2 separate regions of the Homo sapiens genome follow, and region 1 is linked to region 2. The links are chromatin contacts, found by Hi-C or POLR2A ChIA-PET in ENCODE. All regions are on one chromosome and are shown on one strand. Each heading gives the region's core, a stretch centred on a gene start or an enhancer-like site at or near the end of the contact. The rest is flanking DNA. Distances are from core to core; before and after follow the strand shown.

What was found. Hi-C counts contacts between places; a loop is a spot of excess contacts on that map. ChIA-PET counts read pairs that join two places held with the same protein, here RNA polymerase II (POLR2A). Pooled maps may share reads with other maps.
Region 1: a loop to region 2 is called in a map of heart right ventricle, with 8 times the contacts of the local background. The contact joins the enhancer-like site here to the promoter of SIPA1L2 in region 2. A Hi-C loop is called at or near these places in 35 of 168 maps with a recorded cell type or tissue (A673, CD4-positive, alpha-beta memory T cell, IMR-90 and 19 more), 1 of 37 single-sample maps with no recorded cell type and 21 of 50 pooled maps. POLR2A ChIA-PET finds 5 or more read pairs at or near these places in 1 of 52 experiments (MCF 10A).

What each region holds. Positions count from the first base shown.
Region 1 is chr1:232,427,758-232,433,963 of GRCh38, forward strand. It overlaps SIPA1L2 (signal induced proliferation associated 1 like 2), which reads right to left. Exons shown (of 23, transcript NM_020808.5): 16 at 4,490-4,714; 17 at 654-807. Among named protein-coding and RNA genes, the nearest start is that of SIPA1L2, 200 kb to the right of the region's middle. Within about 2 kb of position 4,719, at least 2 of the 41 ENCODE cell types and tissues checked have a DNase peak (open chromatin) inside an H3K27ac peak, as active enhancers do; they include heart right ventricle and left ventricle myocardium inferior, where a contact is called at or near this core.
Region 2 is chr1:232,626,109-232,631,459 of GRCh38, forward strand. It overlaps SIPA1L2 (signal induced proliferation associated 1 like 2), which reads right to left and starts at 4,025. Exons shown (of 23, transcript NM_020808.5): 1 at 3,761-4,025. It overlaps LOC124904551 (a long non-coding RNA gene), which reads left to right and starts at 4,474. Exons shown (of 2, transcript XR_007066943.1): 1 at 4,474-5,328. RefSeq lists silencers at 3,803-3,902, 3,963-4,442.

The DNA of each region.
Region 1 (6,206 bases), core at 3,469-5,968, 200 kb before region 2:
TTGGGGTTGGTTTATGAGATTTAAGCATGACCTTCCCTATGATCTCTGCATATCTCTAAATGGCAGTGTGCAAGTTCCAACCCTGTTTAAAATGCCCAGCAGTGTGCTGTCTAACTCCAGTTCAGTTCTGGAACAGGATTACATTTAAGGAGAGACAGCTTGGAGCAGAGGCTAGAGCTCTGGAACAAAAGTCAGGTGGTGTGAATTTTAACAGCTACTGTTCACGATCACTAGTTATGTCCAGGAGCTGTACTAGGCTCTTCAGACATCACTTCTTATCTTCACTGTAACTTCACAATTCAGTTATTATGATCTCCTTTTTTCAGATGAGAGCATTGAGGTCAAGAGGCCAAGTCACTTGCATAAAGTCATGCAGCTACCCATTGCTGGAGCCAGGATTTGAGGCTAGGCCAGCCGGACTTTCAGCTCTATCTGAGGTTTTAAAAACAGCCTTCTTAACCTCTCCCAGGCTCCCTTCACATACTGATACAATCAAAATTGGCAACGGTCAACTATGTGCAGTGAGTTGTTGGTAGGGTCATGAGAGATGAAGCATGTGGGAGTACTCTGGAAACCTCTGAGTTTCTTTAGACTTTTTTTTTTTTTTTTTTTTTAGTGTTTCTGGTAACTTCAAAGCTCCCTAAGTCACTAACCTTTCTTCGCCCCTCCTCCACTAAGGGGCTGTCAGGAAGCATCAATTTCAGAAAATCTTCTTTAGACAGAACATGTTGAGTCTCTGCAACAGCATCTCCCACCACTGTCTGATGCTGAGTTGCTGTGGACATGACATCCATCTCACTATACATCCTGTTGAAAACAATCAGAATGGAAATTAAGCCTATTTGTAAAGTGCCTGTAGTGGTAAGAATTAAAACCTAGGAAGCAGTTTCAACAGCCACAAACGCATACAAACACTTCTTAGGTCTTAAGTCAGTTCACTTTTGCTGCGTTTGCTCCAAATTCCCATGCCATTTCACATTTGTGAAATGAGCTCAACTACAAAGTTAGATGTCTGAATAATTCAGACACAAATCAGATCCCCAAAGCCCAGGATGAAAAAATTACACAGCCAACTTTTAAAATACGGCTGTGTTTTCCCTTTCCTAATCTGTGTCAGAAAACACAGTTTCAATAATTCATCAGAGATGATCATATGTCTTTCGAAGCAACGCTTGTGTGCTCTCGCGGCTGGACAACCAGAGCCCCGATGGCACCCAGGCAACAGAGAGGAAGCCACCCGAGGGAGCCCGGGGTTTACGAGTCATCAATTCACACGTGTGCTAAGCATGTTTTATTATCAGCAATTTCACAAAGCTGTTTGGATAAAGCAGCCGTCTCCCTTAATTATCAGTATATAAAAATGTATTGACAGACAACAAAGGAGTGTCAAGCTGAATTACTGTTTTTAGCTCCTTTACAGGGACAAAACTGGGGAATCATTCTAAAAAGGTTTACTCTGAAAATACAGTCTGAGCAACCAAATATTCCTGAAGACACAGTAAACAGTCAGCGGCTGCACTGTCAGTGGAGGCAAACAGTCTTTGCCACACAACCTGAAACATAACACTCTAGGAATTCACAGCCCACAGCAACGAGCTGGAGAATGACCTGAATGTTATTGCTGTGTGCCTCTGAGATGACTCTTGATTTCAAAAGCCAGGCTATCTTATAACTGTATGACAGCTCACTGGGAAATTGCTAGAATAAGAAACATACACAAACATGCTCAAAATTAAGAAGGATTTCTCTAAAATCCTCTATGGCTTTATTCCTGAGGTAGGACAGGTTTCCCTGTACCTCTCAGTTCTTGAAGCACAAGCTACAGTTACAACATGAACAAATAGTGGCTGTAAAAAAAAAAAAAAAGAAGCATTTCATAACTTTTAAAACATTACTGAAGATTTAGTTGGTTTGTGGGATGGCATGACATAAAAATGGGAGCTACAAGAAGAAACCAAGACGCTGGAGGGCTTTTGCACAAAAGCCACATAAGGAAAACAAAACAATATAGTTTTTACGAAGACTGCATCCAAGAAGCGCCCAACATTCGATCCTGAGGTGAGTTAGGTGGTGCTCAAGAGCTCCAGGCCGTATGTGTTTTGGGAAAGATGCGGGGAAAAATCCCAGGTCCTACCAATAACTGCATGGATAAAAATATTACATCCATAATTACGATTACAATGTGCTGTTCTAGTTTCTATATACGTTTATAGAATATGTGTTAAAATATGTGTTTATAAAAAAACACTAGCTTTCTCTGCTAAACTAGTAATTTAAAGAAATTATCCAATGACGTGTCATAAATACGCTCTGAGGATTTACTCTGTGCCTGCCACCGTGAGTAGTGAAGTTAAGCAGGACAGGGGGCTTGCACAGGACCTCCAGTCCGGGGGTGTGTGCATGTGGTATGTATGTGGTATATGTTCTGCAGGCTGAGATGACCAATCAAGTGCGAAGACACTGTAGGAAGTACTGAGCTAGCGGGTGCAGAGAACAATCCCCTTTGGGAGGGTGCTGGCCAGGCTCAGAAACTCACAAAGGACATTTAGGCAGAGGGAACAGCATGAATGGGTGCACAGAAGCCTGAGACAGAACTGCTCATTCGCTGATATTATTTAAAAATGTAAGATGATATTATTAACAAAATTAACAGTAGGGCTTCCACAATATGATTTTGAGAAATAACTGGTCTATGTGAAACTTCTGGAGAGCACAACTGATTTCTTCTTCAGTGCACAATGAGACACTAAAAATATGATGTACTTGGCTGACTGTTTTCTAAGCATATCTTTCAGCAATCCGGTAAAACACTGTTTTGATAAAACTTCAAATCTAGTTAGTGCAGTCCTGTATGACTGCCTTGCCTTAGAAACACTCTGTGTTGCTGGGCAGAGCCTGGGGCACCTGCTCCATCTGCCAGGATGAGCCGGCACACTGACCAGGAGCCCTGGTCTCGAATCCCAGCACCGGCCTCTTGCGATAACCAGTTTGAGCTCAAATCCTCCCGATAAAATGCAGCTTAGGACAGAAGAACTTCTACAGCCTCTCCCCTCCCAGGTATACCCAAGAGCATGTGTGGGGACTGCCATTTGCCCTTCCATACCACAGGGGTCCCCAGGTGGGGAGCTCCAGCGGAGACACAATCTCAGTCTCCTCTAGTGTGCACACAACCTGCGACTCAAGAGACACAAACCCCTTTCTCACCTCATTCTGGACACTGCCTCGCTCTCACTGAGCATTAGTGCCATCAAACCAGTGCGTGGAAATGCATAAACCCTGGGCTTTTGCATTAAAACTGTCCGAATGGGCTCCTTTCACACTTCCCTGACTTTCCAAAAGAGTCCTTCGCCTAAACATAGTACTACGGCGACATATAAAATGCTTCTAAAAATATTTCACAGAACTTAAAAAAGGCTTGGAATGAATTCCCGTGAAGCACTCAGAAGACTCTTATTAGACAGAAATACCAATGTATCATTCTACCATTTTCATTTATAATAAAAAGGGCTAGTTATCACTATGAAATTCCTTCCTAAATAAGCCATTTGCAATGACTGACATGATTTTTTTAACAAAAGATTCCATGTTCAATTTAAGCACTAAAAGAATTTTTAATTTAGAAGGCAATATCATATGAGCTGTATTTAAGACACAGGATCATTTTTTTTAAGAGAAAAAAGTGATACTAGTTCACTGGCAAAGTGTAAAATCTGGAGGCTCTCTCTGAAGAGCCATCCCAGTGTGGGTGCAAGCCACGCTCAGCACCACACGCCTGATGACGCTATCGCAGGCAGGTACAGCAGAGCACACAGACCTGATCATTTAGCACGAGTATTCTGTTAAGCTTCTTTACGAAATAAGCAAATAGTTCCTTAGCCCCAGCCAGCCTTGCTCTGCATTCTTGAATGCAATTTATTTACCTGTCTCTTCACAGAGGCATCAGCATAGTTTTCACAAGTGTTGTAAGATGGGTTATCAGTATTTTTAAATCTTTTTCTTTTTCAAACAGATACAAAGCATCCTTTCCTACGTGCCCACCACGCCCCCCTCAACCTCAAACCTAACAACTAAAAGGAAAATTGGAAGTCATGCTAAAATTAAGAAAAATACTTTTTGTTTTAGGATGTCACTTACACGGCAACTTTAAGGAACACACAGGACTCTGTGGGAATTTGAACTGCCTTTGACCTGGTGTATTTATAGAGACGCTATACTCACACCATCAGCAGCATGTTACCATGACTTTTCTATTGCAGGCAGATTTGAATATAAAAGCAAAGAACACAGATTTCTTTTCCTTTTTTTATGTAAAAATCAAGAGAATAATTTTATAGGGAAATATAAACATCAACATTTAAAGAGTTTAAGAAAGATGTTTTTAGATTATTCTTTTTTAGAAAATACATTTCCTTTGGGAGGAAAATACATTTGCTTAGTCAATCCCTACAGTGAAAAATGCTGACCAGAGAAGAACAGCCAGCCACCTTACCCGGGACATTCAGTCACTTCAGGCTCCTCGGGCGGTGGGCTGCCCTCCGATTTCTTCCAGCCGATGACATATTTGTTCACTGCCCCTTGTCTGTGGTAGGGCTTGGACATGGACCCGGGAACCTGTTGTCCGCTGCTGTGAGACACGATGTAGACTTTGGATGAATCCAGAGACCCACTACTTTTTGAACAGTGAGCTGAAGGGCTTCCTGAATGGTGAGAACCACTGAGGAGAAAAACAGACAAAAGCTGCAATACAATCTGATTTCAGCAGTGCTGGCACACGGCCAAATTCAGAGCCACAAGGCTTTACTCAAGTCTTTCTCCGAGAGCAAAATCGGGCCCAGTGAGGCAGATGGAGCCTTCTTTCTACCATGGAGCTTGCTAGGAAGCCTCATTTTACGTAGGCTAAGGTTACTCACGTGCAAGTTGTATGCCTGTGGCAGGAAGGATGTTAAAAACATGGCCGGGGAAATCTGATAGAAAAATGGGCAACATTCCTAAACTGATTCTTCAAAAGAGAACAAACTCAAATGGTGAATATATTTGTCGGAGAAGGTGCTCAAACTCAGTTGTCTCCAGGGAAATGCCAATGCAAACCACAATGGAATAGCATTACATACTCACCAGACAGGCAAAAATGGGAATGCCTGACAATACCCAGTGACCCAGTGTTAGTAAGAACTGGGGCAATAGGTACCTTCCTACTGCTGGTGGGAGTAAAAAGTGCATGAAACAGTTTGAGCATTACCTATGAAGGTGTGTGCACCTGCAGAGCTTACGATACAGCAATCCCACTCCAAGGGCGCACACACACAGCAAACCCCTGCTGCACGTGCAACTGTCAACATGGAACAATGTTGATTAGAAGCACTGATTTTAAGAACTCCCCAATGGCAGCAACCCAAATCATCAATAGTAGAAGGATATTCGATTAATAACTATGAATGAATACACGGAATACTCTACGAATGAATGGACTGAGGCTACAGACGACTTGGGCGATCTCATGAACAATGTAGAGAAGAAGCAAGTCACAAAGAATACAATGATCATGAGCCAGTTGCTTAATAAAGTTCATAAACAGGTAAAAGTAAACAACATGTCATTCAGGAAAATGTAAAGAAAATGAGGGGATGATTATCACAAAAGCCAGGTTAGTGGCTACCTCAAGGGAGAAGAGAAGGGGTTGTAATTGGGTAGGATGCAGAGAGCTTCCAGACACAGCAATGTTCTAGTCCTTAACCTGGTGGTAGTTACAGGGGTGTTTGCTGCATTATCATATGATACAACAGCAACAATACTGAAACAGACAGAGGCCCTAAAAACAATAAAAATTTTCAAGGTTAGTAATTAAGCTAAGGCCAGAAGGACTACCCACCCCCGGCTGACTGAGAAATTAAGTGGACAGTTAACCACCACCAGAAATATCTTTTTCTTAAATTAGAAAGATCAACAATATGTTTTATGAAAAACAAAAGTTACTTTATAAATATGAAAAATTTTAAGAGTTTAAATTATAGGTCTAATCTCAGCGTTCAGAAAGGCAGGTGGGCTTCACTTTCAGCAAACTTGACACGTGAGTGCAATGCGAGGATTCCGGGTCTCAACATCAGCTCTGTCCATTACCACTGCCAGACCCTGGGCAAGTTTCTTAACCTCAGTTTTCTCATCTGTAAATTGAGGATAATAACAGTATCTACCTCCGAAGGTTTCTC
Region 2 (5,351 bases), core at 2,775-5,274:
GGTACATCAAAAGGATTTTGACGAAATGCATTGACAATAGGTAGTAACTGCTGTTGTCAATTTTAAACACACTTATGTAGCAACATTAAATGCTGACATATCTGACAATCCCTAATATTTGCTTTTTTTTTTTTTTTTCATTTTACAGGTAGACGAAAACAAAAGGTATAGGAACAACATGACGAGACAATCTTTAAGGTCCTTTCTGGCCCAAAGGAGCATGACAACTAGACTCGACTTGCTGCATATTTTCTTCCTTCCTACCACCCAACTTGGCTATCTAGTACTGGGGGAGAAGAACGAACCAAGGAATTGGGTTGCACTAAATATGAAATCTCTCAAGAAGCAGAACCTCAACAGTGAGTCAAGATCTGGCTCCCTTCTACAGCTGCTGTTCTTTGGAACCAAAGTTTATGAATCCAGTTCAGAAAGGATCAAAATAATCTATGTCTAAAGTTGGGAAGCTTTTAAATTCCTACCACATTGTTACCACACTTTTAAAAGGAGTCACAGCTACATGCAACTGGAACACAAAAAGCAATTTCTGAATCATTGATTTCAAGGTAAACCAAGTAGCTATGACCCTCATGCAAAGCATTCACATACAAACTTACTATAGGCCAAGGCAAAGAAATGACATAATCATGAAAAATATAAACATCCCAGTCAGACAGGCATTTTCATTACTCTAATGCGTTCGTCTTAAACCTTAAAGAAACCCCAAATTTTGGTGCTGAAAGGGATCATGAAAATAGTTTCATCCAAATTCATTTGTGACAGGTGGTAGAGGCAGGAAGCTCAAGGTTCCTGTCTGTGCCTAAAGCTTTTTCTACTCTCACTCTGCAAATGAATTAGGCACATTAACAGAAGTAGAAAACCTAGAACATGGTTCACTATTCTCTAGGACTGTACTTTGTATTTCATTGAAGTTCAAAACAGAAAGAAAAAAAAAAGCAGCTTTTCAATTAACAATACCCTAGTCTAAATTTTCTTCAAATTCAGTGTGTCTTTAAAAGGATTTGTAATCCTCAACTACCACCATAAATTGATCAGAAGTTCAAAAACTCAATGCCTTCCTCAATCTCAAAAAATAACGCTGCATTTACCAATTATGGTTGGGGGCAAGGGGCTGTATCCACATAAACACATAGTTCTTTGCAAAGTATGCAGGAAACACAATCCCTTTAAACTAGTTTCGATGCCCAAACACAGTGCTTTTAAACCAGTTTCAATTACCAAACAACTGGTTTTTCAGGGTAGCTAGTATTTCCTTACTTTCAGAAATAGACTGCTAATTTCAAAATAATAACCCGCTTCTCCTTTGCCTCAGGTAAAAAGATCCCCAAGGTGGACAAGTGTTTACTAAGCTCAGGTATCAAGGAACCCTTCAAAACACCATCCCAGTCTTGCGGGGTGAGGGGGAGAAAAAAAAAAACACCTTCCAAATCCATATTACACAGCTTTAACTACAGTAAGCATCATAGAAGCCAAATCATGATCTGATAATTCCCTTATTAGACTAAAAGTTACATTCCATACAATTAAAGCTCTTTGAGAAAATCTATGATTTCAAAACATAAAAAGCATCTAATGAAAAACATATACTTAAAGCAACTGGGTAAAATCTGTGGCCCATACTAAAAGCCAGAAGCTCCACCCCCATACCTGTGATCTAGCTCTTGCTTTTCCGGATCAAGTGCTTACACTGCTTCTTATCCAGGTTCATTTCACCCCATCTATAGGTAGAATGTGGGTACTGATAAAAGCTGTTTCTGATTTCATTTCCTACTTCCCAGATGTTTGCTCTGTAGTTTTTCTTCTTTTTCCTTCAGCTATTTATGAATACACTCTAATTTAGAACAAATTCAGTATGTCTTATTTTAAGCTGGGCAAGGCACACAATAAATGATAGCTACAAAGATAATTTCAAGATATTTACTCAGCGTATAAATAAGTTTGCCTACCTAGGCAAGATTTGGACAGGCTGCCGTGATCTTGCTTTAGAATAAAAGTGCTTAAAAACATAACTGGGAGCCTGCTGCTGCTGCTGCTGCTGTTACTGCTGAAACTACGGGCTATTGTGCTTGTCATAAAAGGGCTTGTGCTTAGAAATGAAAAAATCAAACATCCTCTGGGGAGATGTCCCTAACACAATCCCTGGTATGAATCATGCAGATACTTTAACTGCATCTCTTCCCAAAATGGATCAATGGAATCTTTTAGGAAGAATCAATGTGATTTATACCCAAAACTTAAGAAAGACTGCATTTTTCTCATGAATAATACTCTCTTATAACTCTGAATCAAGCAGTGAAATTCAATCAAGCGGTAAACATCTTTTAACTGGAAATATTGTCTAAACAGAATGACAAAACTAACAGAACTCTGAATTCTTTAAATAAGTCCAAACATGAAACAAGCATTCTTAAATGATGTAACTAAATACAGTAACCAAGTTGTCTCTTGAAATTCAACTTTGGGAATGCCAAAAATAATAGGCCACCTCTCAATATCCGCAAAAATATCGGTATGTGTAGGTTTTCTAGGAAAGCAATAAAAAGCAACAGTTTGGGAGATCTTTTTTCTTCAATTACTAATTGTAACACTAGAAAAATTACAACCTAGGCTGCACACAAACGCGACTCAAATGGGCAGTTTACTAAATGTCTGTCATAAGAAAGCCATCTAGTGTTAACGTTTAGAATGGAGACTGCAGACAAAAGAGGCAAAGAAAAGAAAAATCTGTGCGACTATTTTGAACTTACTGGGCAAAGACATGAGAATCACCAAGATTCTTTGAGGGTTTTTTTCCTTGTTTTTTTTAAAAAAAAGCCATCCTTGTCAAAACCCAGTCTCAATCTAACCAAAATCCAAAATGTCTACAATTTTGTTTTGACCAAAATCATGTTTTGGTGAGCACAATTCCGTAACCAATGCACTTGATTTTTTCCAATACTCAGGCCAGAGTCATCTTGGGCTGAATTAATTTAACTCAAGCAGGTTAATGATGACAAATATCTCCCACAGGGGTAATGCCAAGTTGTTCTCTCTTTCCGAGAAGCCTCGGCTCTCTCTTGCAGATGATGAGCCGAAATTGATTCTTTGGGTTTGCGGCACGGCTGAAAATTAATCTGTAGGTGTTCCCAGGGATATTCCCAGGACGTGGGCAAACTACCCTCACTGACACGGGAAGACCCGGAGAGGCCCAGGAGCTGGCAAAGTGGGAAGAAAGGTCGCGGTGAGTGAGAAGAGCGCTCGCCGGAGGCTCCCGGTCTTACAAAGAGGGATCCGTCCCGGTGAGGGCGCGCGCTCCGGGCGCACCCCCTCTAGAAGGGGAATTAGCCCCGCAGCAAGTTCGGCGTCAGCTGGCCAGGCGCGCCGGGGAAGCTGCGTCGGGCAACCGCGAGCCCTTCCAGAGAGCGTTAGTCAGAGCGAAGTTCTGGGCACCTGGAGAAGACCCTCCTCAGTGCCTGTGTCGCCGAGACGGGAATAACCTTTCAGCCGATCGATAACTTGGAGAGAACAGGCGGCGGCGGCTCCTCTTCCAGCCGGGGATCGGGAGCGCGGGCGCATCTGCGTCTACAAGCCGGACCCTGCGCCGCGACCCTCGCACCCCCGCGCCCCTCGCACCCCTCGCCGCCGTCAGCCCCCCAAAGCGCCCCGAAGGGCATCCCCTTCCCCTTCGGGACAGTCCCCGCCTGGCCGCAGGCATCCCGAACCGACCCTCGCCACGCTGCCCGTCGGATTCCCCGACACGAACCTTCGCAACGCCGTCCGCCGGAACCTGCTACAGCCTGTGCGCGCCGGGCGGCGCGTACCCGGGCTGCCGCCTCGCCGCCCGCCGCTGCCCGGGGCTGCCCATCGGCCCGGACTCTCCCCGCGCCGGGCTCCGGCGGAGGCGGCCCGGACCCGCTGGCTGCGGCTGGAGCTCTCGGCCTGCGCTCGGGCGGCCGGCGGGGGCGCGGTGCTCCTCCTCCGTCCTCCTCCTCCTCTCGCTCCGCCAGCTCCTCCCGGGCTCCCAGTCTGCCGCGCCGGCTCCCGATGCCACCGCCCGCCCGCCCAGCGGCACCGCCCCCCGCCCGCTCTGCGGGCTCCCATTGGTCGCTGCCTGCAGGCCCCCTCGGCCCCGCCCCACGATTGGGCGCGGACGCCGTCAGTCTCACCGTCCGCCCGGCTCCGGGCGCAGCCGGTGCGCTGTTCCCAGGCCCCGCGGCGCGCGGGAGCTGCGCGTCCAGGAGGGGCCCGGACGCCCTTCTTGGGGAGGGGGCTGCGGGGCGCATCATGAGCGGCGCTGGGCGAGCTCGAGGGCCGGGCAGCCTACCTGGACCCCGGCTTCTAGAGAGCCGTCGCCGTCCTTGTCGAGACTCGCTTTCGCCCCTCTGAGGAATAAGTTAAAAACCGCGAGTCTGGTTCTGAGCCGCCCCCTGGCGCAGGCGCGACCCCACCCGGCCCTCCCGTCTCCCAACTTGGGACAGACGCGGCGGCCGGGCGGTCGGATCCGTGAGCCTCGGCCGCTGGGGCTACATACACAGCCCAGGACGCCACAGAATCGCCGAGGCCCCGCGAACGCCCAAACGGCCGCAAGTCGAAGTGATCCCATCTGAAGAAGACAGCGCGAGGAAGCGAGACCCTGCTGTGTGCCGGCCCCCGGAGGGCGCCCCGGGCCCTGTGGGTCGGAGGGTGGGGAAGCACAGAGAAACACGCAGGCAGTAAAACGTTAGGAGGACAGGGGGTGCCAGCGTGCAGGAAATGCTGCTAAGAGACCTTTAGGAGCCAAGGGGAAAACGGAGAGATTGGCAGTTCCAGGCACCCACATCCCAGCGCGGTCCGCTCACCCCTTCCTCCCTGCCCTCCAGGCAGCGCTCAGCCCACGGTAGAAATGTCTTGCATCTTTTTTCCGACGAGGAAGAATTGAACTTTTTATACCCAACTTTTCTGCTTTCTTAGAAATGTTGACTCACCTGTGAGGAAGCATTATTTGAAACTATTATTGTAAATTGCTTGACATTTGAATTAGATGCTGAAAGATTAAAGGGTCTCAGAAGAATCTTTTAAGCTAGACTGGAATTGACTCTGCCTAAATGGACAGCAACAGTCATCTATACGCAGGAATAATAAAGCAGGTGGAGGCAGCCTCTAACTTACCTTCCAGCCACACCGTAGAATTTCCTGAGCAGGCTTTTTTGTCAGAGTTTTGAGCTGGGTTCCCTGAGACTGGATTGGGGCTTTCAGTTTCTCCCCTTCTAGAGTCAGACTTCTTCCTGAAGAAAAAGTGTTATCTCTACTTCCCTATCACAAACACTTCCTAGAACACAGCCCTGTTAAAAGGTAAATAGAGGCGGTCCTTCCCA